Linked DNA regions of Homo sapiens: regions 2 and 3 are each linked to region 1. A link is a loop called in an ENCODE intact Hi-C map of the cell type or tissue named here. Cell type or tissue: mammary epithelial cell. All regions are shown on one strand.

Evidence for each region. Peaks named below come from ENCODE experiments on the same cell type or tissue, not always from the same donor. Only the 100,000 strongest peaks of a DNase experiment are listed, where the experiment ranks them.
Region 2: it touches region 1 in a loop (4-fold over the local background); 7 of 110 quality-filtered maps call a loop at or near these places.
Region 3: a loop joins it to region 1, with 17 times the contacts of the local background. A loop is called at or near these places in 10 of 110 quality-filtered maps.

The regions. Positions count from the first base shown.
Region 1 is chr6:18,500,244-18,508,243 of GRCh38, reverse strand. LOC105374955 (a long non-coding RNA gene) reads right to left here. Exons shown (of 4, transcript XR_926549.3): 2 at 7,438-7,579. Among named protein-coding and RNA genes, the nearest start is that of MIR548A1HG, 19 kb to the left of the region's middle. In mammary epithelial cell, a CTCF peak has its summit at 4,071 (motif pointing right); DNase peaks (open chromatin) are centred at 4,263 and 6,393; H3K27ac peaks cover 791 bases.
Region 2 is chr6:18,337,296-18,345,295 of GRCh38, reverse strand. No RefSeq gene overlaps it. Among named protein-coding and RNA genes, the nearest start is that of RNF144B, 46 kb to the left of the region's middle. In mammary epithelial cell, no CTCF peak of the experiment used is centred here; DNase peaks (open chromatin) are centred at 1,375, 1,805, 2,865, 4,015 and 1 weaker place; H3K4me3 peaks cover 341 bases; H3K27ac peaks cover 4,692 bases.
Region 3 is chr6:17,579,697-17,587,696 of GRCh38, reverse strand. LOC102724591 (a long non-coding RNA gene) reads left to right here. Exons shown (of 5, transcript XR_007059485.1): 4 at 1-21; 5 at 1,810-1,906. It also overlaps the pseudogene SUMO2P13. Among named protein-coding and RNA genes, the nearest start is that of FAM8A1, 17 kb to the left of the region's middle. In mammary epithelial cell, CTCF peaks have their summits at 1,652, 3,121 (motif pointing left) and 3,321 (motif pointing right); a DNase peak (open chromatin) is centred at 3,356; H3K4me3 peaks cover 817 bases.

The sequences.
Region 1 (8,000 bases):
TCCTTAGTAGTGGCTCTCAGACCCACTGCCTCCCCAGCAGAGCTATCCTACAACTAAGTTGATAATTAAAGCAAAATATGAATATTCACTCGAAGTGGGATAAATATGATGAATGTAAAGCCTCACATGAACTCTGGTTAGATTTTGCCACCAATGAGTTTTGGTACCAAACTTACAGTAAAATTCTCAGTTGCCAGAGCTTTGGTGACGTTGAAATTTTAGATAAGGTATGGTAGACCTGATTAACACTTCCAGCTTCAACCCCAAGAGAAAATTGGTGGTAGTATCCACCATCCTTTCCCACTGTTCCTCAGGCTGTGTTTAGTTTATTTCCTAACCCTGAGGAAGATCATTCTTAAGATTCCTTTCAATTTTCTTTCAGATATATAATAACGTTGGTGTTTTGGAGTGAATTAGCCTGAATTGACTTCTCCCCTTAGCCTACTTCTTTAGCTCTCCTGACCTCATTCACACATTACTCGGTGGTTCTCAATACTGAGCTTGCATCACAATCCCCAGGAGGATGTATTAAAACACAGATTACTGAACCCTCCTTCCCAAGTTTCTGATTCAAGAGGTCTGGAATGGGGCCCAAGAACTGCTTTTTTTTTTTTAATTTTTTAATTTAATTTTAAGTTCCAGGATACATGTGCAGGATGTGCAGGTTTGTTACATAGGTAAACGTGTGCCATGGTGGTTTGCTGCACCTGTCAGCCCATTGATATAGGAGTTAAGAAGAAATCACTTAGGCAGATAGTAAGGGTTATGGGAGTCCACGGTAAGACCTTTTTTTTTTTTTTAATGAAAAGCAGCCCAAAATCATGTTCTAACAGAGTAGCCTGTAAAGTCAAGCTGCAGACATAAATAAGCAAGCTGGGAGCTTGCATGGGTGAATCCTGGCAGGAACTAGGGACTAGACATGTTCAGATGGCAGCTCCATCTTCCCTTCTCTTTGTCAGCCATGTGTACAGTGAGGAGCAGACAGGATGTCCCCAATGAACTGGAAAGCCCATTTGCATAATAAGATTAGGGCGGGGAACCAGCCTTCCCCATGCACTATGTAAACATCGTACCTAATCGAGCCAATCTGTGAGTCCTATGTAAATCAGACACCACGTCCTCAAATCTGACTGTAAAACCTGGCACATTTACCGCTGGCTGGGTCCTTTCCGCTCGGAGACCCCTCTCCCTATAGAGAGAGCTGTTTATCTTCCTTTTCTCTTCTGCCTATTAAACCTCTGCTCCTAAACTCCTCATGTGTGTCTGTGTCCTAAATTTTCCTGGCGCACCACAACGAACCCCAGGATATATACCCCAGGTAACGTAGCCGCTTCACCATTGCCTAAGGTATTAAGCCCAGCATGCATTAGCTATTTATCTTGAGCTCTCCCTTTCCCTCCGCAACCCGCCTCCCTGACAGGCTCCAGTGCGTGAGTTCCCCTCCCTGTGTCCATGTGTGCTCATTGGAGAACTGCTTTTTTAACAAGTTTTCTAGTGATGCTGACATGGCTGGTCCCAGGACCACACTTTGAGGGCCCACTGCGTTACTTGACGGAGCTTCTTTATCTTGCACTGAAGTGAAGACAACAATAAACATTCAGATGCAGTTTTCATCTTTATAAAGATTAGCTCCCAAATGACCCCAGTGTGTATTTGATGACTCACGGCTGTCTGCCTGTTCGACACACACAGAGATAGAAAGGCGGCTGAGTACTTGTCGCGAAGAGCTTGGTTGCCACGGGATTTTATTGGGATGTCATCCTGAGAAGCCTGAGTTAGGCCCTTCACTGGTGGTATCAGAATAAAAAATAGCAACTTTAAAGGAGTTTAGGGAAGGCAATTGAATTTTGATTTTAAATAAAATTCCTGAATTGAAATTCCTTTCCCAAACCACTGTATAATGTTGCTGTGTGAAGAAAAAAAAAAACTTTGCAAATGACTTTCCAAAAGTCATTAAACATGTAAAATGTTGTTCTCCTTTTAACATATATGACTGTCAGTCAACATGGAAACTCCAGCAGATAAAGATTCTCTTCTTTCAGGAATCAGGGAAGTATGCAAACTCTCATGAGCTGATTTTCTTAATTTTTCCACTTACAGGCCAGTCATCACTCACAGACCAAGATCACACCCATACATATTTTTGTCCAACTCTATTCCTCCATCTTTGTCTTCTAGATCTTACCTAGTAAGTCCAGGGAAATCTCTCCTTACTTCCTCTGTTTCAATTCTGAGAGAGAAATTGCCTAATTCATAAGTAAAAGCTAATATATATATCTACCCAGACAGGAAAGCTACACGGTTTTAGATTGAATTAGCCACAAGAATCAAGGCACCAACATCTCAAATTCTTGGAGTTCTTCAAGCTTTACAAAAATCTCTTCTTGTGTTTTTAATACTCAAACATTTACTCAAACATCTTAACGAGAACTAAACACATATTTCTACTCAATATTTTTATCTCCTTTATAATTTTGAACATTCTATCAGCATTCTTCTTACTTGTTTTAGTTACAAATGTTATGATTTCATCTGTATCATAGATTTAATTGATTTTGGAGAGTTGATCTGGAAACCAATTTATAATGTATATTTATAATGTTAATATTATATAATTTTGTATAGATAATCTTATAATTTTATAAATAAGAACATGTATTTTTGCCTCAATACTTACCAGCTAATCCATTTATTGGTCTAAGACTAAATGTCCTTCTATATTCCCTTAAACATATAAAATGTGGGTAACAACAAAGACCTTTTAATGAATACATCCTAGCTAACTCATAGATTATCAATTGAATTGTGTCATGATTATTTACTTTGCAAAAAGATTCTTTGCTTTTCAAAAGAATTAAGTTTCCTTTAAATAGTCACATGTAAAGGCATATTTTAACTCACACACCTGTTCATGCACATAGCTGTTTGCTGAATTAAGTGTAAAAATAAAATGAAGGGGAAATATCTTCACTCTCATTTTAGGCTTGTAGACTCTGCCTCCTCGGAGATACTCCCACTTCCTAACAGAAAGGCCTCAAGCCATTCTACGTGAATGTTAGATTCCACATTAGCAGATGCTGCTCCATACCCTCCCCACAGCCCACAAGAAGTAGCTGGGTGAAATCTAGGGCTAGGGACGCCTGGCGATGCCTTACACAGGTGGTTAGCAGGAGCAAGATGTCCAAAGAACAAACTGTTTCCAAGTCTCCCTTCTGTATCTTCTCATTAGAGGCAAGAGATATATCTTGGGAATCTCTGCCCCATTGGAAACTTTCCTAAACTTAGGACCTATTCCTGCCCCATCCCTCGGCTAGAGTCCCTGTCTCTAATACTAATTGTGGATATTAAGAATGGGGCCTACAAATGGATTATGTCACATTCTCTTCATTTTATGGATTAAATGCTGTCATCTTTTCACATTCCTTAACTGGCCTCTAAAAACAAAATCCAGCCCTGTCCTTTGTAAAGAACTGGATTGGTATTTGTCTCTTAAAGGTGTATATCCCCCATGCTCAGGCTACCTGCCTCTGTGGAAATAAGAGAAGAATTCCCTAACTCACTCATGTTCTGAGAAGACTGCTGGCCAGGGCGGATGTACGTAGTCTCATGCATATGCCACTGTACCCAAAATTGTACCATCAGTGACAGAATGAGCATATATTTCACTGGTGCCCACAACTGGTGGCAGGCACTTGGTAGGTTAGTGGTACGAAGATAACTAAGTTGGTTCTTACCCTCAAATAGCTCAGAGTCTACTGGAGGGCTCCCTCCTTTGGAATGAATTATTGTTCTTTCTCTCTATCTCTCTTAACATGCAACTATTCATTGATATAATTAATAGCATAGCATACCATAAGTTGCACATCAGATCTTTCCTTGCAATCCTAGTGTTTTGGGAAAAGACAACTTTTAAAAAGTCCTCATAAACCACTGAAATGAGTACAATGACCTACACACACCCCAGTTTGATAAAAACTCAATTCTGTTACCCTAAAGACGCACTTCACTACAACCATTGCCTTCCTTCAACCAAGAGCCATTCGTCTGCCATTACTTGAACAGAGCAGCAGATGGCACCAGAAAACTGCAGCATGAGAGGAACTGCACAAGCATTCTCGGCTTCCAACGTTCCCTTCCTTCTCAGGGAGTCAGCATTTCACATAACAGTGCCTCAAATTTGTCCTCAGGGGTATTATTTTCCTCAGAGAAGAGCTGGAGAAATAAACTGATATTCTAGTAAGAGAAGCACCCACCATCGTCATTGTCAACAGTGAGATTTGGTGCAAGGGCGAGCCATATTGCTTCCGGGTAACTCCATGACTTTCCAAGTGAGTAATCTTAAGAAACTCCGTGTTCTCATTTCCTCATCTACTAGAGGAATTAGAGTCAGAATTTCATCTAGCACCCTGAGAGGAACACATGAGAACCAAATGCCGTGCTGGATTTGAAAGGTTTTTGTAAACTGTGATAGGTTATTTATTAATTACCAGTAGCACACATTTCCCTCTGAGATCAGAGTGCATCTGGCGTGACACAAGCTGAGGCGGAAAAGCATTTTCTCTGCAGAAGCATGAGGTGCTCAGCCTGGGAATGCGGTGTTTCCACCATGCTGGGCCAACACACTCAATAGCATACAGTGAGGGAACAGAAGTGCTATTCAGCTTCTGGATACCAGGGATTTGCCCTCCCAGCTCTCTGGTTAACATTTCACCCCTTCCTCAATTCCAGTCTCAGGCAGACACCCTGGGACACTCATTCCCTGTCCTCTCAGCAAATCCCAGTGAAACTAAAACCTAAGCAAAGTGATGAAGAAGAGTCTCTAAAGTCCTCTGTTCCACATCCTGATTTCAATTTTCCCTTTCCAGATAATTCTGTGTCATCACTTTTACCCAGGCTGCCCCTGTCAGTAGGAAAATGAACAGGAAAAGGAACAGATAGCTTAACATGTTACCCCTTCAAGAAATATCTATATTTTAAATGAGAATTGTGGTGAAAGAACCATGTTTCATCCAAAGGAAAAAGTCTCTAACAGTCAAATGGGAGCCCCTGTAGGCAGAGAGAGTTTTTAAGTCACCAGCTCCTCCCACTAAAAAAGTCATCTCTCATAGATTTTAACTTAAGGCCCAGATAGCTTTTCCCCCTTTCTGTCCCCCAATTTCTTCCCTCTGGTCTATATAACTGATCACACTCTGTGAAAAGTATCCACTCTGCTCTTTTTTCCCTCTATGCCTGTCAGCAGCCGCATCTTTGTTTTTTCAGACAGAGTCTTACTCTGTCGCCCAGGCTGGAGTGCAGTGGCACAATCTCAGCTCATTGCAACCTCTGCCTCCTGGGTTCAAGTGATTCTCCTGCCTCAGCTTCCCAAGTAGGTGGGATTACAGGCGCCCGCCACCATGCCCAGCTAATTTTTGTATTTTTAGTAGAGACGGGGTTTCACCATGTTGACCAGGCTGGTTTCAAACTCCTGACCTCATGTGATCCACCCGCCTCAGCCTCCCAAAGTGCTAGGATTACAGGCGTGAGTCACCGCGCCTGGCCAGCAGCCGCCTTTTTAAATTTTCTGAACTTGTGCTCGCTTCCACAGCACATATACTACATTTTCTGACCTTTAACTCCCTGTTGAAGTTCTTCTCCCACCACATATACATGTGCTCAATAGAAATCAAGCTAACCTCCATGTAATCACCAAATCTTAACAATAATATTTTAACTCTGTGTAATACTTTATAATTGACAGAGTGTTTCCATTCAACAGGTAAACAGGGGAATGGGAGGGGATGACATGTCGGAAATGGCCTGAGGTCCCAGGGCTAACCAGAAGCAGGATTCAGACTTCAATGCAGACCTCTGTCTCTCAGTGGTCCAAAGACCATTCCCTTCTAACACTAAGAGCTTTCCAGAAGCTGTGGAAAAGGAGCCCTGAAGAACAAAATGGTAGTGCCAGGGGGGTGCCCTGATGTCCCACACCTGCACCTCCAGGCCTGCAGACCTTCCATGGGGACCAAAGGTAACCATATCTACAGCCAGCATTGGTCATCTCGCTGCTGGCAACAGGGGAATGAGGATGAAGGTAGATGTTCTCTCAGCCCATTGCCACTGCCCTCTCTTGAACTCCCTTGAATACCTAAGACAAGGTGTACCTTGAGCTGAACAAAACCCAGAGTGACCTTCCTAAATCCCAGCTTCAACCTTGGACTTTGAATACCTTGAAAAACCCCAAGATAAGGGAGGAAAGAAGAGCTCTAAGAAGCAAAGAAATGAGGGCCTAAAACCATGTCCTTAATTCCTTATTTCTTAATCCTTCCTGAGGATGCACTGTATGGAAAGTGCATTCTAGGCTGTTGTGCAAGAAGGGGAACCACCACATTCTTTTCCTGTGTTTACTGGAATCCCCTAATGTGACTTAGCAGCACGTCCACCAACCCCTGTTCCTCCCCTTAGACTGTTCTTACAGAGCTTCCTCTTGGGCCCACAACAGAGCTGCTGTGCTCCTGCCGGGCGGGCCGTCTTCTGACACACACACAAAAGCCTTGTTAGAGCTCCTTCCTTACTAGGGACAGCCCAAGGCCAAAAGAGAGATTCCCTGCCCCAAAACAGGGATGAAGAGCCCAGAACTTCTCTGTCACTGAGAATTTCAATGCCGTAGAGGTAACCTGGGATGGAGAGGAATTGAAAAGAGCTACTGAGAAGGGCCATTCCTCATGGGGCACCAGGGGGGCTTCGCGGGGGCGCAGGGAGGGCCGTTCCTGCCAGTGGCCCTTCTAAGAAACTCTATAACATCCATGTGAATGCTTTTGTCTGAGAGCTGGGAAAGTGGCCGTGGTTCTCCAGGGCATCCCATTCCCCATGCTAACCTCCAGGTTATATCCCTGAAGTGAATTCTTATTCTATGTTGCCTCAACATGCATTTTGAATATAAATTTAACTTTCTCATACCAGAAGCAGGGCTTAGGTACTCTTGGTGCAGTTTCTAGTTCTATACTCCCAAACCCAGTCCCCCAGTGTGGTCCATCTAGATATCTGCCTTATACAACTTCCTCCTGGTGACCCCCTGCCCAGTGACAGCTAGATATAGCCTGCTGGGCAGGCCCTGCTGACTCCCACAGCCCACATAGACTGTGCAGATGTGTCACAGCGACCACCGCTCATCGCAGCATGACCTCCTGAACTCATGCCTGCTCGCTAAACCCACCATGTAAAACTCCCACTGGAGACCTGCCTGGATAACACCCTGGACCCAGTAAAGTCATTAGTGCGTGGATTCCTCTCTCTCTCTCTGTCTTCGTGTGCTCCCTGCCTTCAGTGTGTGCCCTCTGGGCATGACGTGTAACCTCCAGTACCTGTAAGTAATAAAATCTTTATTTCCATCTTGTGTCCCCCTAATCAATGAAGCGGTGCCCTTCATCTCAAAGATCCTAAATTATAACAATCCCTTACCTAGAGATGATTTCCGCAGAAGTCGTCCAAGGGCAGAAACAGAAACAAGTCATGAAGTTCATTTGATCATCCTTGAGGACGTATCAGGAAGTCTTGTCAGCACAAAGGCGAGGCTGGTGGTAGTCCTGGGAATTATCAGCACCTGTGATTGAGTGGTTTCTCTGTGCATGGCATAGCACTCTTTAGGCTCCAAAGGCCTTGCTTCCAAAGGCCCAGTGGCTACCTTGTATACATATACATACACATGTGTATATGTAGACATATATTTTATATATTTCTGTGTATATAAATGTACCTATCAGTATACATATAAATACCTGATATATAACACACATTTATAAATATGTTATATTTATATAATTAGGTATTTTTAAAATACATATATACCTTTAAATATGTATAGGTACATATATATACACACATATACAATCTTTCATGACTGGGACTACATAAAAACAAAAACAACAATACCCCACAGTATTAGAAATAAAACTTTCTAAATCTATCAAATAGGTTTGCATCTATTACTTTATTGTTTAGTTCCAAAATTGTGAGGTTGGGCA
Region 2 (8,000 bases), 160 kb after region 1:
ACATGTTAAAGTCCTAACCCCTAGCACCTCAAAATGTGACTGTATTTGAAGATATTGTCTTTAAAGAGGTAGTCGGTACCCCTGATATGATGTGAGGAGAAAGACACTCTGCTGCAGTATTCCTTCTAAAATCCTAGCACCCCAATCTAATCATGAGAAAAACATCCAACAAATTCCAAATCCCAATGGAAGGGCAGTCTAAAAATACTCTGAAAGTACTCCCCAAAATTAAAACGTCATCAAAGACAAGAAAAGTCTGAAAAACTTAGCCAAGATCAGCCTAAGGAAGGATGATGACTAAATAGAGTATGGTATCCTGGATGGGATCCTAGAACAGAAAAATGATATCAGGTAAAAACTAATGCCAAATCCCCCTCTCCGAGAAACACCCAAGAATGATCAATAAATACTAAAAAAATTTAAAAAAAAAAGAAAATAAATGCAATAAATGTTCTTAATCTTAAAAAAAACTAACGAAGTGTGAATAAATCATGTACTTCAATTAAAAACTATTAAGCATACCAGAGGTAGTGGGTAATACTGAGAACAGGGGAGGCCATGAATGTGTGGGGACAGGGAGTATATGGAATATCCCATATGCTTTCCTCTCAATTTTGCTGTGAACCTAAAACTGCTCTGAATAAGTAGTCTTTAAAATGAAAAAAAAAAAAAATCCTTGTTGTTTTTGTTTGTTTGTTTGTTTTTAGCTCTGTCACCCAGGCTGGAGTGCGGTGGTGCAGTCAAAGTTCACTGCAGCCTCGACCTCCTGGGCTCAAGTGATCCTCCTGCCTCAGCCTCCCAAGTAACTGGGACCACAGCTGTGCACCGCCATGCCTGGCTTTTTTTATTTTTTTATTTTTTTTTAGAGATGGGGTTTTGCATGTTGCTCAGGCCAGTCTCAAACTTCTGGACTGAAGCAATCCTCCACCTTCAGCCTCCCATAGTACTGGGATTATGGTTGTGAGCCACGGTACCCAGCCTGAAAAAAAGTTATAATAATTCATAGACAGATGTACCGAATAGGATTTCAACAAGACTCTTTCTTCACCATTTGCAAAGACTCTCACAAACTGCTGAAGTCCAGGCTGGCTGAAAAGCAGCTTGAGGAAGCATGTTCATGCATCTGGGAACAAGGGGAGTTCACTGGAGTGCACATGCCAGAATGGAAATGAGCCCCCTGCTGTTATCTGAGGCAATTTGTAGTGGGTCTCAATGCTAAAATTAAAGTACACCCCACAAGAAGGGAGGTCACCTGAAGGCAGCCAATGGGCCACCCCTTTAGGGATATTCTCTTGATAAATTCACCTCTGCCCAGGGTCGGCTCTCAGCCTCACAAGCTCAGCAATGACTTCATCAGTGTCTTGACGTTAATCAAACTCATGGATGCTGACTCACACTAATAGAAATGAGTATGATATAGAAAAACAGGATGCCACATCATCAGGCAAACCCAACATGCTAGGCTTGCTGGAGTGGGGTCTGAGAGTCTCCATTTCTAACAAGTTCCCAGGTGATGCCAGTGCTCCTGGCCCATGGACCCCACTTTAAACAGCAAGGGTCTAGACAAGCTATATGGGAAGTCCAAGTATCAGAGTTTATTGGTGAGTGGAATATGAATTAGATCTCAAGAGAGGTTGACTATGTAACTATTTCATGCCATCGGGTTTTGGCTGCTTTACATATCCATTTCCATAATAGATATCAACCCACTACTAACACTTAGTGGTGTCAGACCCTTGCTTTAACAGCCTTGAGAATACAGCTACTCTGTGCCGAACTACACAACCTGTTCAGCCAGTCGTGTTCTGTGGTATGTTGATCAGGTTTCATCATCTGAACTGATACCTTCACATGGCCAGGAATGTAAATAAAAAACTCCCATATATTTCTGCCAGGGTAAATCAGAATATATTAAAAATGAAGCAACTACTAGAAACTCTATACCAATCAAAAGAGAGCAAGTAATGAAGGTAATGAATTTCCCTACAGTACATGAATACTTTTTTTTTGAAACAAGAGTCTTGCTCTGTTGCCCAGGCTGGAGTGCAGTGGCTGATCTCAGCTCGCTGCAACCTCCACTTCCCGGTTTCAAGTGATTCTCCTGCCACAGTCTCCTGAGTAGCTGAGATTACAGGCACCTGCCACCACGCCTGACTACTTTTAGTATTTTTAGTAGAGACAGGGTTTCATCATGTTGGCCAGGCTGGTCTCAAATTCCTGACCTCAAGTGATCTGCCTGCCTCGGCCTCTGAAAGTGCTGGGATTACAGGCGTGAGCCACTGCACCTGACTTGAATAAAGAAATTTCTAACAGATTGGTTGAGAAGAAAAGGAAATACTGCAATGATTAGGTGTCATTCATTCAGCTATTTTCACACATGCCTACTAAGGGAAACCACTATTCAGCAGGTAGCTCTCAAAGTCCTGCATGCAGAAAAATCATATGGAAAGTGTTTTGAATGCAAATTCCAGGGCCTCACTCCCTCTATTCCCACCCTCATTCTACCCCAACTACCAGGAGTCCAATTCAGCAGGCTGGGGCTTATAAATCTACATTTTTAACACGCACCCCCAACAGATTCTGAAAAATACTGACTTATATAGGATTTTAGTGGTTTTCAACCCTGGCTTACATTAGATACAGTGGAGAAGCTCAAAAAAAAAAAAAAAAAAAAAAAAAGGTCCCATGCCTGTATGCCAAAACCCCAAAACAATCAAATCAGAACATCCAGCGCATGAGACCCAGGCAACAGGCATTTTCTTAAGCTTCCCAGGCGACTTAGTGTTTCCAGGTGGTACTATTTGTGTGGGTTGTTAGACATCAGATTCCAAGGCCCCTCCCTGAAGTCTCTGATTCAGTAGGTCTGGGGCAAGGCCCTAGTCGGTGTGTCTGATAAGTGCCCCAGGTGATTCTTATGATGGGGTTTGAGAAATGTGTCTGTCTTACTCAACTGAGTCAGAAATACTGATCCCAGCAAAGCTGCTTCAAGGGATTTTTTTTTTTTTTTGAGACAACTCAAGGGATTTTTGACTCCAGTTTTGAAGCCCCTATTCCATGAATTTAGCTCCAATATGACCTGGGTCTTCCCAAAGAGACGGAACTCACCTCCCTTAATGCTGCATAGGAATGAAAGCCCACTGCTTTATACAACATGGCCTCTGTGGTCCCACTTTTATTACTAATACAACAGGACATTTCTCCCAGATTTAACACTTAGTGCTACATACCAGGCACATGGTATTACAAGCACTTCATCTATTAACTAATTTAATGTTCATAACAGTGCTATGACTAGGAACTATTCTTAGTGCTAACTCTACAGACTTTTTAAAAACGGAGGCATAGAGGCTAAGTAAATTGACTAAGTTTGCTTAGTCAAAGCCAAAGTTACCTAGAGAATGAATCTGAACCCAAACAGTAGAGGACCAAGGTCTGCTCTCTTAATCATAACACTATCATGCTGCTCACCAAGCAAAAGTTGAAGAGCCTGTCCACACATCACTTGCTGCCAGAAACACACACACACACACACACACACACACACACACACACACACAGAGAGACAGAGAGAGAAAGAATCAAGCAAGTTAGTGTTTATTACATCCCTACCATGTATACCAAGTGCTGGGCTTGGGGCTTTACGTATATTATTTCACTTAATCTGCAAGTCAGATATAATCCTATTGTCATGAACACACTATACTGCCTCACTCAGTGATGGAGAGAACCAAACTGTTTTGCATGGTGCAGAGCACCATGCAAAAAAGAAAAACAAATAAAGCAGCCGAAGAAACCTTCCAAGTTGATTTGGAGACTGAAGAAACAGCCAGTTGTGGGGGTGCGTGCTGGGGCGAGAGGAGGCCGGGCAGAGGGTGACTGCGGCTGGCTGTAAAAGGATTCTTGGAGGTGGTGGAGCTGTGGAGATCTTTGGCTCGGAGAAAAGGCAGGGCTTCCTGAGGTCTCAGTAGAGGACAGGAGTTTCATTCAGACATACTGCTTCTCAGTGCAAATCTCAACAAGTCAGGACAAGTGGCTGAGGTCCACCCACTTTAAGGAATGACAAGACATGATGCTGCCTTTAAAAAGAATCTGATGTCTCTAACTCATGCAGGGAAACACAACACAATTTCCTTGTCCTGCCTTAGGTTTCTTCCTGAGTAGTGGCACAGGGGGAGAAAGGAGCTGCAAACCCAATGCCTTACTCCAAGGAGTTTTAAGCATTTGGCCAGTGGCCTGAAAATACTGTCTTTAGGGAAAACAATGGTAAATGGCTGTTAAACATCAGCTTTTTCCTATCTACCTGCTTAGGGACATCACGTGATGCCAATCCCAAACAACCCATCTAAGAAGAGTCACACTATAGTTCAGCCTCAAGGAAATTTGCCTGAGCTCCAGGGTTCTGGAGGTCCAATGCTATTTGCCAGGCCCTGGGGCAAACACTGAGGCCTTAGCAATACTGGACTCTGTGCCCAATAGCTAAACAGAAAGAGTCTAAAAAAAAAAAACCAGGACTAGATGCACAAAAACAAATCCCAGAGAAGTGGAGAAGTAGAGAGTCTTAGTCCATTCAGGCTGCTATTACAGAATACCATAGACCGGGTAGCTTATAAACAACAAGTTTATTTCTCACAGTTCTGGAGGCTGGGAAGTCCAAGATCAAGGCAGACTCAGTGTCTGGTGAGGGCCCAATTTCTGGCTCATAGGTACTGACTTCTTATTGTGTTTGCACAAGGCAGAAGACAGAAGCAGCAAGTTTTCTGGTATCTCTTTTATAGGAATATGAATCCCATTCATGAGGACTCTGCTCCCATACTCTAATCAATTCCCAAAGGTCCCACCCTCAAATACCATCACCTTAGGGGTTAGGGTTTCAATAATAAGATTTTGAGTGTTTTGTTGTTGTTTTTTTTTTTTTTTTAGACAGCCTGTCACCCAGGCTGCAGTGCAGTGACATGATCTTGGCTCACTGCAACCTCCGCCTCCCAGGTTCAAGCGATTCTCATGCCTCAGCCTCCTGAGTAACTGGGATTACAGGCATGCACCATCATGCCTGGCTAATTTTTGTATTTTTAGTAGATATGGGGTTTTGCCATGTTGGCCTGGTTGGTCTCCAACTCCTGGCATCAAGTGATCCACCAGCCTTGGCCTCTCAAAATGCTGGGATTACAGGCATGAGCCACTGCACCTGGCTAACAATAAGATTTCTGGAAGAACATAAAAGTTCAGACGGTAGCAGGGACGTCTAGATGGGCTGGCAAAGAACCTGCAGCATCATGAGCCTTCTGGATTTTATAGCTCTGATCCTAGAACATAAGCCACTGGGTGGTGTTGTGTGGGTTATGGACAGCTTTGGGCCCAACAGCATAAAGTAGTACTGGAAGGTATACAATTCTGGAGATGAATTCCACCCTTAACCAAAGCTGAGATAGAGATGCTACGATTTCTACCAGACATGCATTCCCTTATAAGGCCAAGAGCAAGTAGGTTGGGTCAAGTGTGAGTGACAGCATCACAGTTGTGAGGAGAGCAGATAAGGAGGTGATATGCAGTCATGCCTAAAAGAGGGTCCAGTGAACAAAAGGAAACACAGGTAGTGACTTTCACTGATGGCAATAAATAATAATATTTAAAATTGTCCTACACTTCATTCTTTTTTATTGAGTTCCTGCCATGATTTATCTGCAAATCTGTAAAGCAAGCATTACCAAAAAATTAATTACCTGATTGAAATCAACGGATGAGTTTATTATTTTTCAAACCTTCCACTGTATGTTTTATCTTCCCTGGACATGTAGGGCTAAGTAGATGATGTATACCGGAAAAATCAGAACTAATGTTTCAAGTTTTTTTTTTTTACTTTCTTCATCCAAGAAATAATAGTAGACAGCATTTGTAATTTAACACTGCTTCAAAGGGAATTGTACTTACATTTCCCATCTTTAGTGTTATCTACTTAAAATCCATACCTATTGTTTTCCCTTCATATATTATAAAGTCATAATCTCCTTTATGTGCTAGGCTGAGCATGACTTCTCTGTTGGCAAACAACGCAATACCTGCTTGAAACTCACTTAATGTTCAAAGGAAGAAACACCACCAAATGTTTAGTACATTCTCAGGCATATCTAATGAAAAACATATCTATTGTTTCTAAGAACTATTTGATGTACATCCATGGGCAATAAATCTGGTGAATTCTCAAAAAAAAAATGTTATGGAAAACACCTACTGGCTTAAAGAAGTTAACCTTTCTCCCAAATTGGACAAATCCTCATGAGAGCAAATAGTACATGGTATTTAAAGACCTATTTGTCTATGTCTCTAGACAAATATGTCACAGGAGGGGAGATTGTGTCTACAGTTGGTTCACTACTGTGCCTAGTATGCTGCATGGAACATAAATATTCAATAAACATTTGTGAAAAGAATGGAAGTTGCCTAAGGTGAAAACCAAACTCACATGCATTTGTGAATATCCTTGTCTAAAGCCATAAAAATAAAGGGAATTTAATTAGACACTCAAGCAAACACTCAAGTGTCTTTTCACATTCACATTCATCTGGCACCTATATACCTTGCTTAGTTGAAAGGACATAAGAGAGGCATCTCACTTAAAGACACTCATCTAAGAAACCCAGGAGTTGGCTGGGTATGGTGGCTCATGCCTCTAACCCTAGCACTTTGGGAGGCCAAGGCAGGTGGATCACCTGAGGTCAGGAGTTCAAGACTAGCCGGGCCAACATGGTGAAACCCTATCTCCACTAAAAATACAAAAATTAGCCAGGCATGGTGGCAGGCGCCTGTAATCCCAGCTACTCAGGAGGCTGAGACAGGAGAACCGCTGGAACCCGGGAGGTGGAGGTTGTAGTGGGCTGAGATCGTGCCACTGCACTCCAGCCTGGGTGACAGAGCGACACTCCATCTCAAAAAAAAAAAAAAAAAAGAAAAAGAAACCCTGGAGAGTTGTGTCGGAGTTCCTACTGAGCATCACTGTGCCATCACGTACTAGCCATGGTTTCCTAGGAAACGTATTGGCCTTTCTAAGACTCATTTTCCTCATCTGTATACTTTTATAATAAATCACTGAGTCTCAGCCAACCACAACAGCCACGCTTTAGTCAATCGCAGGGAGCCAGTTGACCAGACCATCTTCAACTAAGGCAAACGCTGAGCTGCAACCAATCCAGCAGTCTCAGTATCTCACTCCTGTTTTCTGTCCATAAATGCCACCTGACCATATTGCAGGCCACAGTGCTCTGACCCTGTTCGGGTTTTGGGGGGCTGCCCTATTCTTGAATCATCCATTGCTCAATTAAGCTCTGCTGAATTTAATTTTCTAAAGTTTCCCTTTTAACATAACCTTCCTACATCTCCATTTCCTAATCCATAAAAAGTTGATCAATATAATAATGTTTAACCTTACGAACGTGTTGTGAGACTTTAAATCGATTTAAGTGAAGGTTAAATGAGTTTAAGTATGAGTAAAGTATTTCATTAACTGTTAAAATGTGATATATGTATTCTTTGTAAACTCTTGGGAGAGGTAATATGTTTTTCTCAAAGTGTTTCTCTCAAAGTTACCACCAAAATATATAGTAAAAACTAGTGAAATTTTAAAAATAGAAGAGGAAGTCAAATTTGACAGGAAGTCTGAACTTATATGTCACTTACAAATTAATTCCAGACTACTTGATCTTTGCATTTTTAAGCTTTATGAAGCAAATTTGTAACAAAACCTACAGAAAATAGTGTAGTAGGCTGCAGTGGGCAGAGTTTTAAGAATCTCCATAGAACAGTCTGGGCAACAAAGCGAGACCCTGTTTCTACAGAAAATTTTAAAAATCAGTGAGTCATGGTGGCATGAACCTGTAGTTCCAGCTGCTCAGAAGGTTGAGGCAGGAGGATCCCTTCGGCCCAGGAGTTCAAAGTTGCAGTGAGCTATGATCACGCCACTGTACTCCGGCCTGGGTGACAGAGACCCCATCTCAAAAAGCTCCATA
Region 3 (8,000 bases), 920 kb after region 1:
GTCTGTGGCTTGGATGACTGGGTGAGTGGATTGTGATGCCGTTCATGGAAATGAAGAAGGCAGAGGAAGGGAGAGCAAGAGGGTGGAAGTGGGGCAGTGGGGTGCTGGTGGGCCATCCAAGGGACACCAGCTGTTGAATATGTTGCATCTGTAAAGATACAGATTGATCATTCAGAAATAAAGAAGAGAAAAAAAGCAAAAGCAAAAAAAGTTTTAAAATAAAAAAGAATACAGATTGAGAGAGTCATAGGCATACAGATGGCCCTTGAAATGACAAGTAGATGGAAAACAATGAAACAAGAAAAGAAAGCCAAGAACAGAGAAAAAAAAACAGAGATGGAGAAGGAATAGTTAGTGAGGTCGGTAGGAAAGTAGGATTGAGTGGGAAGAGAGACTTTCCATAAGAAAGGAGTCATGTTAGGGTTTTCCAGAGAACCAGAACCAATACAGTGTGTGTGTGTGTGTGTGTGTGTGTATATGGGTGTGCGTGTATGTATATGTGTATATATATGGGTGTGCGTGTGTATGTGTGTATATATATGGGTGTGCGTGTGTATGTATATGTGTGTATATATGGGTGTGCGAGTGTATGTATATGTGTATATATGGGTGTGCGTATGTATATGTGTATATATATGGGTGTGCGAGTGTGTATATGTATATATATGGGTGTGCATGTGTATGTATATGTGTATATATATGGGTGTGCGTGTGTATGTATATACGTATATATATGGGTGTGCGTGTGTATGTGTGTGTATATGAGTGTGCGTGTGTGTGTATATATGGGTGTGCGTGTGTATGTATATGTGTATATATGGGTGTGCGTGTGTATGTATATGTGTATATATATGGGTGTGCGTGTATGTATATGTGTATATATAGGTGTGCGTATGTGTATATATATGGGTGTGCGTGTATGTGTATATATATGGGTGTGCGTGTATGTGTATATATATGGGTGTGCGTGTGTATGTGTATATATGGGTGTGTATGTATATGTGTATATATATGGGTGTGCGTATGTGTATATATATGGGTGTGCGTGTGTATGTATATGTGTATATATATGGGTGTGCATATGTATATGTGTAAATATATGGGTGTGCGTATGTATATATATATATATGGGTGTGCATGTGTATGTATATGTGTATATATATGGGTGTGATTCCCAGTCCAAGGTCAGAAGACCAATGTACCAGCTCAAGCAGGCAAGCAGGAAACAAAAAATGGAAGAATTCCTCCTTCCTCCACTTCTTGTTCTGTTCAGGCTCCCAACAGATTGGATGATGCCCACACACATTGAGGCGGCCAACCTGCTTTACTGAATTCACCAATTCAAATGCTAACCTCATCTGGAAACACCCTCGCAGACACACTCAGACACAACGTTTAATCTGGGTGCCCCTTGGCCAGTCATGTTGACACATAGAATTAACCATCACAGGAGTTACATCTGGTGTGAAAACCACAAAGAAATCAGGAAGGATGAAAACTGTGGTGGACATTTTCTCTTTTGACCACACTACCTCTTTTTTCCCCCCTTCTTTTGGAGAGAGAGAATTTCCACTTAACTCTTCCCCCAATGTGTGCACCTGTGCTAAGACTCTCAGGGCATTCTGCACTGCTCACTCCAAGCCACCAGGTGGGTATGTGGCCCGAGCTCAGCAGATTGGACTGACTTATGAGGACTTGGAAACTTGAGCCAAGTGATCCAAGGATGGAATAAATGTAGTGCCAGCAGAGGGCCCTTATCTGATAAGAGTGTTGATTAACTCTTGCTACCTATGCTTCCTTTAATTTCAGGAGCTGTGATTGGTTGATTGATTTTGAGGCGGAGTTTCACTCTTGTTGCCCAGGCTGAAGTGCAGTGGCACAACCTCTGCTCACTGCAACCGCTGCCTTCCAGTTTCAAGCGATTCTCCTGCCTCAGCCTCCCAAGTAGCTGGGATTACAGGCGCCTGCCACAACGTCTGGGTAATTTTTGTATTTTTAGTAGAGATGGGTTTCACCATGTTGGCCAGGATGGTCTCGAACTCCTGACCTCGTGATCTGCCCGCCTTGGCCTCACAAAGTGCTGGGATTACAGGCGTGAGCCACCATGCCTGGCCTATTATTTTATTTTTTGAGATGGGGTCTCGCTCTGCTTCCCAGGTTGGAGTGCAGTGGCATGATCATGGCTCACTGCAACTTTGACCTCCCCAGGCTCCGGTGATCCTCCCACCTCAGCCTCTCAAGTGTCTGGGATTACAGGTAAGTGCCACTATGCCTGGCTATATTTTTGTGTGTTTTTTTTGTAGAGACGGAGTTTCTCCATTTTGGCCAGTTTGGTGTCGACCTCCCGGGCTTAAGCGATCCACCCACCTCAGCCTCCCAAAGTGTTGGGATTACAGGCGTGAGCCACTGTATCCAGCTTGTGATATACTTTTAATAAATTTCTCTTAAACTTAAATTAGCAAGTGCTTGTTTATCATCCTTCCAATTAGAGAACCTGGATTCGGCCATTAGGAAGTCAAGGGTGGCATTCATTGGGAAGTTTCATGGGGTGAGAGGTGAAAGGCTGGCTGATGGGGGAATGGAAGTGAGAAGTAGAAATAATTGCATTCTAATCTTTAAGGAGTTGTTTTTTGGGGGAAGAGAAGCTGTTAAAGAAGTAGCGAACTATTTTTAACCACGCTTGAACCCATCGTTTGATAGGGTGACTGAAAAGAGAGTTCCTGAAACTTGGGCAGCCATAAATCTATTGTTTTGTTATGAATTTCTCTAATTTTTAGTGAGATAAACTTACTTTTAGTTTATCAACATATTTCAACTATTCTTACTAGTCATATATGGCAACCCTGCCCCAAGATGTCACATTGGTCTCTAAAGTGTTTCCTTCAGAGTAAGGTTCATCTGATTTGATACACTGATAGGAAGCAAGTTGTAAAAAATAAAGCCACTACGGAAGGCTTCTTTTGTAAATAAGATACCCAAGCACCAAATCAATGATTACACTGAAAAATAACTTGATTTTGGTACTAACTTTTGGAAATACACATAAAATAGGCTTTCTCTTCTCCAGCCTAACGTGGATTGAATTGCTATACTGTGTAATGATTTTCTGCCCCCTAATGGTTGTTCAAAAGCATTAAGAAATTTGTCATCTGCTTGAAAACATTTTCTATTATAAGAAAATATTTTCTTTATAGCACATTTTTAATTTTATTTTAGGAATTCGAAATGACTTAGAAATGTGTCATCATTCACAAGAGGCCCGTGTTACTCTTAAAAATAGGCCGATCTCATAAAACAACTGCGAACCTCATTATATAATGTGAACAGACAGGATTTTAGGCAACCAGTAGGTGGAGGAATTTCCAAAGCTAAGAACACCACAGGCTCCAAAACCCAACTTCAGAGCTGAGGGCCTTAAAGTAATCTGTTCAGCCTTCTCCGCTTTATACTAATAGAAGACTGTGGAGCAGCTCTGAGATATATGCTCATAGAAGTACATCGCCCATGATATTCTGGCAAAAGGAAAGACTATTTTAGATTAGGATTGGATTTTACTTGTGAAATATGAGATTGGGGCCAAGAGAAAGCATTGCTTTGGGTAGGGATAGCATGAGATTAAAAAACTGAAAATAAGTCGAGTGTGTGAAGAAAATGACTGTGACATACGAGAGGAAGGAAGCCAACAAGAGAGTGCCGTGGGTAGATGCTAGAAAGGGTGACATCATGCAGAAAGGTCAGGGAGGGAGGCTGAGTTTGGCTTTGGTCCAGTCAGCAATAGAAGGCTATTATGAAAGACAAACGTAAATATTTGTAAAATATAGTGTTGGTACAAACAAATATAAAAAAACATTGAGTTGCTTCTGCTGCTCCTTCCTTTTTTAGACCTGGAAACAATGAATCCAGAGGGAACAGCCACAGACGCTCCTGAGCACGTCAGTTTAGGCCTTCTGTGCCTAACGCAATTTCTTCCCTTAGAATTTGACCCTTGCCTGTGTCACCCAGCACTCATCCCATACCTCCTCCTGACCTCCCTGCAAGGTGGAGCCCACCAACCTGATCGCTGATCTTACCCTCCTCGTTAAGACTTACTCTATTACATCATCTTATCATTGACATGAAGTGGAGACCCAATGCCTGGCCAGTCTGAAGCTGTACACACGTAGGACATTAACTGAAACCTCAACTAAACCTCATCAAATTCCCACTTACTCTGGCTCCCCTTTCTCTATTTTTTAATTAAAAATTTTTGTATTATTCCTATTCTATTTTCCTGCAAACAGAGGCCCCCCTTCTTCTTGCACTCAAAAAATTCCACAATTCTCCTGGTTTCTTCATTTTCCCTCTTTTCACAGGCCTATATACTCTTCCATGTTTAATATCCTGGCTCATTTTATTCTTACTAACCATGAGAACTTATCTTTTTTATTCAATAGACTGTCCTCACTCTTGATCAATTTTATGCACTTAAATAGGCCATGTCATGTTTTTGCACATCAGACTGGAAAAATGACTAAGAGAGGTGGTATCCAGAGTTGACGAGGTTTGGAGAAAAACAGGTTCAGTCATTTGTGGAAGTATAGGCTTAGACATTTTTCGAAGGATAATTAGGCAGCATCCACCCAAATTCAGAATATCTGAGCCTTGTGAATCCTTAATCCTTTTAGAAATCTACCTTACAGAAATATGAGCACTAGAATAGAGCAATACAAGTCAAGCGTATTTCCTGTAGGATTATCTACAAAAGCAAAACAAAGAAAATAAATGAGACAGCCATCAAAAATTCAAAAATTAGAAACCAGAATGATAATACTTTTTTTCATTTAAAACAAGGAGTTTAAACAAGATGCTTAACTTGAAGGGAAAACTAGGATTCTTTGTTTTAGAGTAATTTATCCCTAAAGACAGATTGCCCTACACGTAACAGCTACGTACAAAAAAGTATAAAATTGTCCTTGGTTTTACAATGGTAAATGAAAAACATTAAAATTCTCCAACTGAACAAGGTATGCAAGGATTTTTTTTATTTTTTTGTTAAAATAGTGAGAGCAAAATAACTTACTGGAATATAAACGTAAGAGCCGACTGAGCATGCCACTAATGGAGAAAATGGGGTATTTCCACAGCCTCAGTGTTTTTCCCCATCCCGTCACCACTTGATGTCAATCGAAACATACCATTGGCTGCTTGGTTAAAAAAAAAAAGGAATATGCTTGTGCACATACACCAGTTACGTTATGTACAATAAAGAAATGGGGAAGGGGGAAATGAAAGAATAGAGAAAGCTATATTATAGTACTCACGATGTGGTGGAACCAAATCGGTTTTCTAATTGCGAATGTAATCTTGGTCTTTAAAGTTAACAGTTCTGGAGTGAAGAACCAGGTTCTCTCTTCAGGAAACACCTCCTGTCTGCTGTTGGAGCATATCGATTGTATCTTCATCCTCCAACTGTGTAGGTGTTATCTATTTCATTGATGGGTTGCCCATCAAATCAGAATCTGACCTGCCTCATTGACAATCCCTGTCATTCACAATAGGCTTTAATTAGTTTACTAAGTGGTGCATACCTCTTAAAGTGCACCCCAGAACCGCCCCGCCCCCTTCAAATTAATATGATCATTGTTCTCAGGCTCGACTCCTTCCTAGGGCTTTTCGTAGGCCATGGGAAACGCCAGAGTCTCCTCAGCTGCCCCTTCATAAAACAGGTATCAAGTCTGCACCGGATTGTGTCTGACATTTGTGAGTTCTCGGTCTCACCGACTTCAAGAATGAAGCCACACACCCTAGCAGTATTACAGTTCTTAAGGGCAGCATGTCTAGAGTTTGTTCTTTCTGATGTTCTGATATGTTTGGAGTTTTTTCCTTCTGGTGGGTTCAGTGGTCTCACTGGCTCAGGAGTGAAGCTGCATGTTTTTGCGGTGAGCTTTACAGCTCCTAAGGCGGCCTGTCTGGAGTTATCTGTTCCTCCCGGTGGGTTCGTGGTCTAGGATGGCTTCAGAAGTAAAACTACAGATCTTCGCAATGACTGTTACAGTTCACAAAGGCAGTGTGGACCCAAACAATAAACAATAACAAGATTTATAGCAAAAAGCAAAAGAACACAAGCTTCCATAGTATAGAACCAGCCCCTAGCCCGTTACCACTGCTGGCTCGGGCAGCCTGCTTTTAGTCTCTTATCTGGCCTCGCCCACATCCTGCTGATTGGTCCATTTTACAGAGAGCCGATTGGTCTGTTTTACAGACAGCTGATTGGTCCGTTTTGACAGGGTGCTGATTGGTGCATTTACAATCCTTGAGCTAGACACAAAAGTTCTACAGGTCCCCACTAGATTAGCTAGATACAGAGTGTGGACTGGTGTATTTACAAACCCTGAGCTAGATACAAACTGCCGATTGGTGCATTCACAATCCCTTAGCTAGACATAAAGATTCTCCAAGTCCCCCCCAGATTAACTAGATACAGAGTGCCCATTGGTGCATTCACAAACCCTGAGCTAGACACAGAGTGCTGATTGGTGTGTTTACAAACCTTGAGCTAGATACAGAGTGCTGATTGCTGTATTTACAATCCCTTAGCTAGACATAAAGATTCTCCAAGTCCCCACCAGACTCAGGAGCCCAGCTGGCTTCACCCAGTGGATCCTGCACCGGGGGCGCAAGTGGAGTTCCCTGCCTGTCCGGAGCCGTGCGCCCGCACTCCTCAGCCCTTGGGCGGTCTATGGGACTGGGCGCCGTGGAGCAGGGGGCGGCGATCGTCAGGGAGGCAGCTAAAGCCCCGCGAGAAATCGAGCACAGCAGCTGCTGGCCCAGGTGCTAAGCCCCTCACTGCCCAGGCCGGCGGGGCCGGCCAGTAGCTGCGACGGGCGGGGCCCGCCGAGCCCACGCCTATCTGGAACTCGCGCTGGCCCGCAAGCGCCGCGCGCAGCCCGGCTTCCCAGCCGCGCCTCTCCCTCCACGCTTCTCCCTCCACACCTCTCCGCAAACCGAGGGAGCCGGCTTCGGTCTTGGCCAGCCCAGAAAAGGGCTCCCACAGTGCAGCGGCGGGCTGAAGGGGCTCCTGAAGCGCCGCGAGAGCGGGCGCCAAGGCCGAGGAGGCGGCGCCTAGAGAGAGCGAGGGCTGCGAGGCTGCCAGCACGCTGCCACCTCTCAGAATGAGCATACAAGCAGCACCAAGAGCGGCAGAGAAAGCAATAGTACAATTTCTCAATAAATCTAAAAGCTAATTCTTTGAAAAAAAATATATATATATATACACATACAGGCTGGGCACGGTGGCTCACGCCTGTAATCCCAGCCCTTTGGGAGGCGGGAGGCGGGCGGATCACGAGGTCAGGAGATCGAGACCATCCTGGCTAACCCGGTGAAACCCCGTCTCTACTAAAAATACAAAAAATTAGCCCGGCGTAGTGGCGGGCGCCTGTAGTCCCAGCTAGTCTGGAGGCTGAGGCAGGCGAATGGCGTGAATTCACCCCGGAGGCGGAGCTTGCAGTGAGCTGAGATCGCGCCACTGCACTCTAGTCTGGGCGACAGAGCCAGACTAAGTCTAAAAAAAAAAACAAAAAAAAAACACAAATATATATATATACACACATACACATATATATACACACATATATATAGCGTGTGAAAGTCTAGTAATGTTAATTAAGAAAAAAATTATAACTATAGACATTAAGAATGAGAAATTGTATTGAAAATACTGAAACAGCGGGCGCGGTGGCTCATGCCTGTAATCCCAGCACTTTGAGAGGCCGAGGCGGGCGGATCACGAGGTCAGGAGATGGAGACCACGTTGAAACCCCGTCTCTAATAAAAATACAGAAAATTAGCCCGACGCGGTGGCGGGCGCCTGTAGTCCCAGCTACTCCGGAGGCTGAGGCAGGAGAATGGCGTGAACCCGGGAGGCGGAGCTTGCAGTGAGCTGAGATCGCACCACTGCACTCCAGCCTGGGTGACAGAGTGAGACTCCGTCTCAAAAAAAAAAAGAAAGAAAAAGAAAA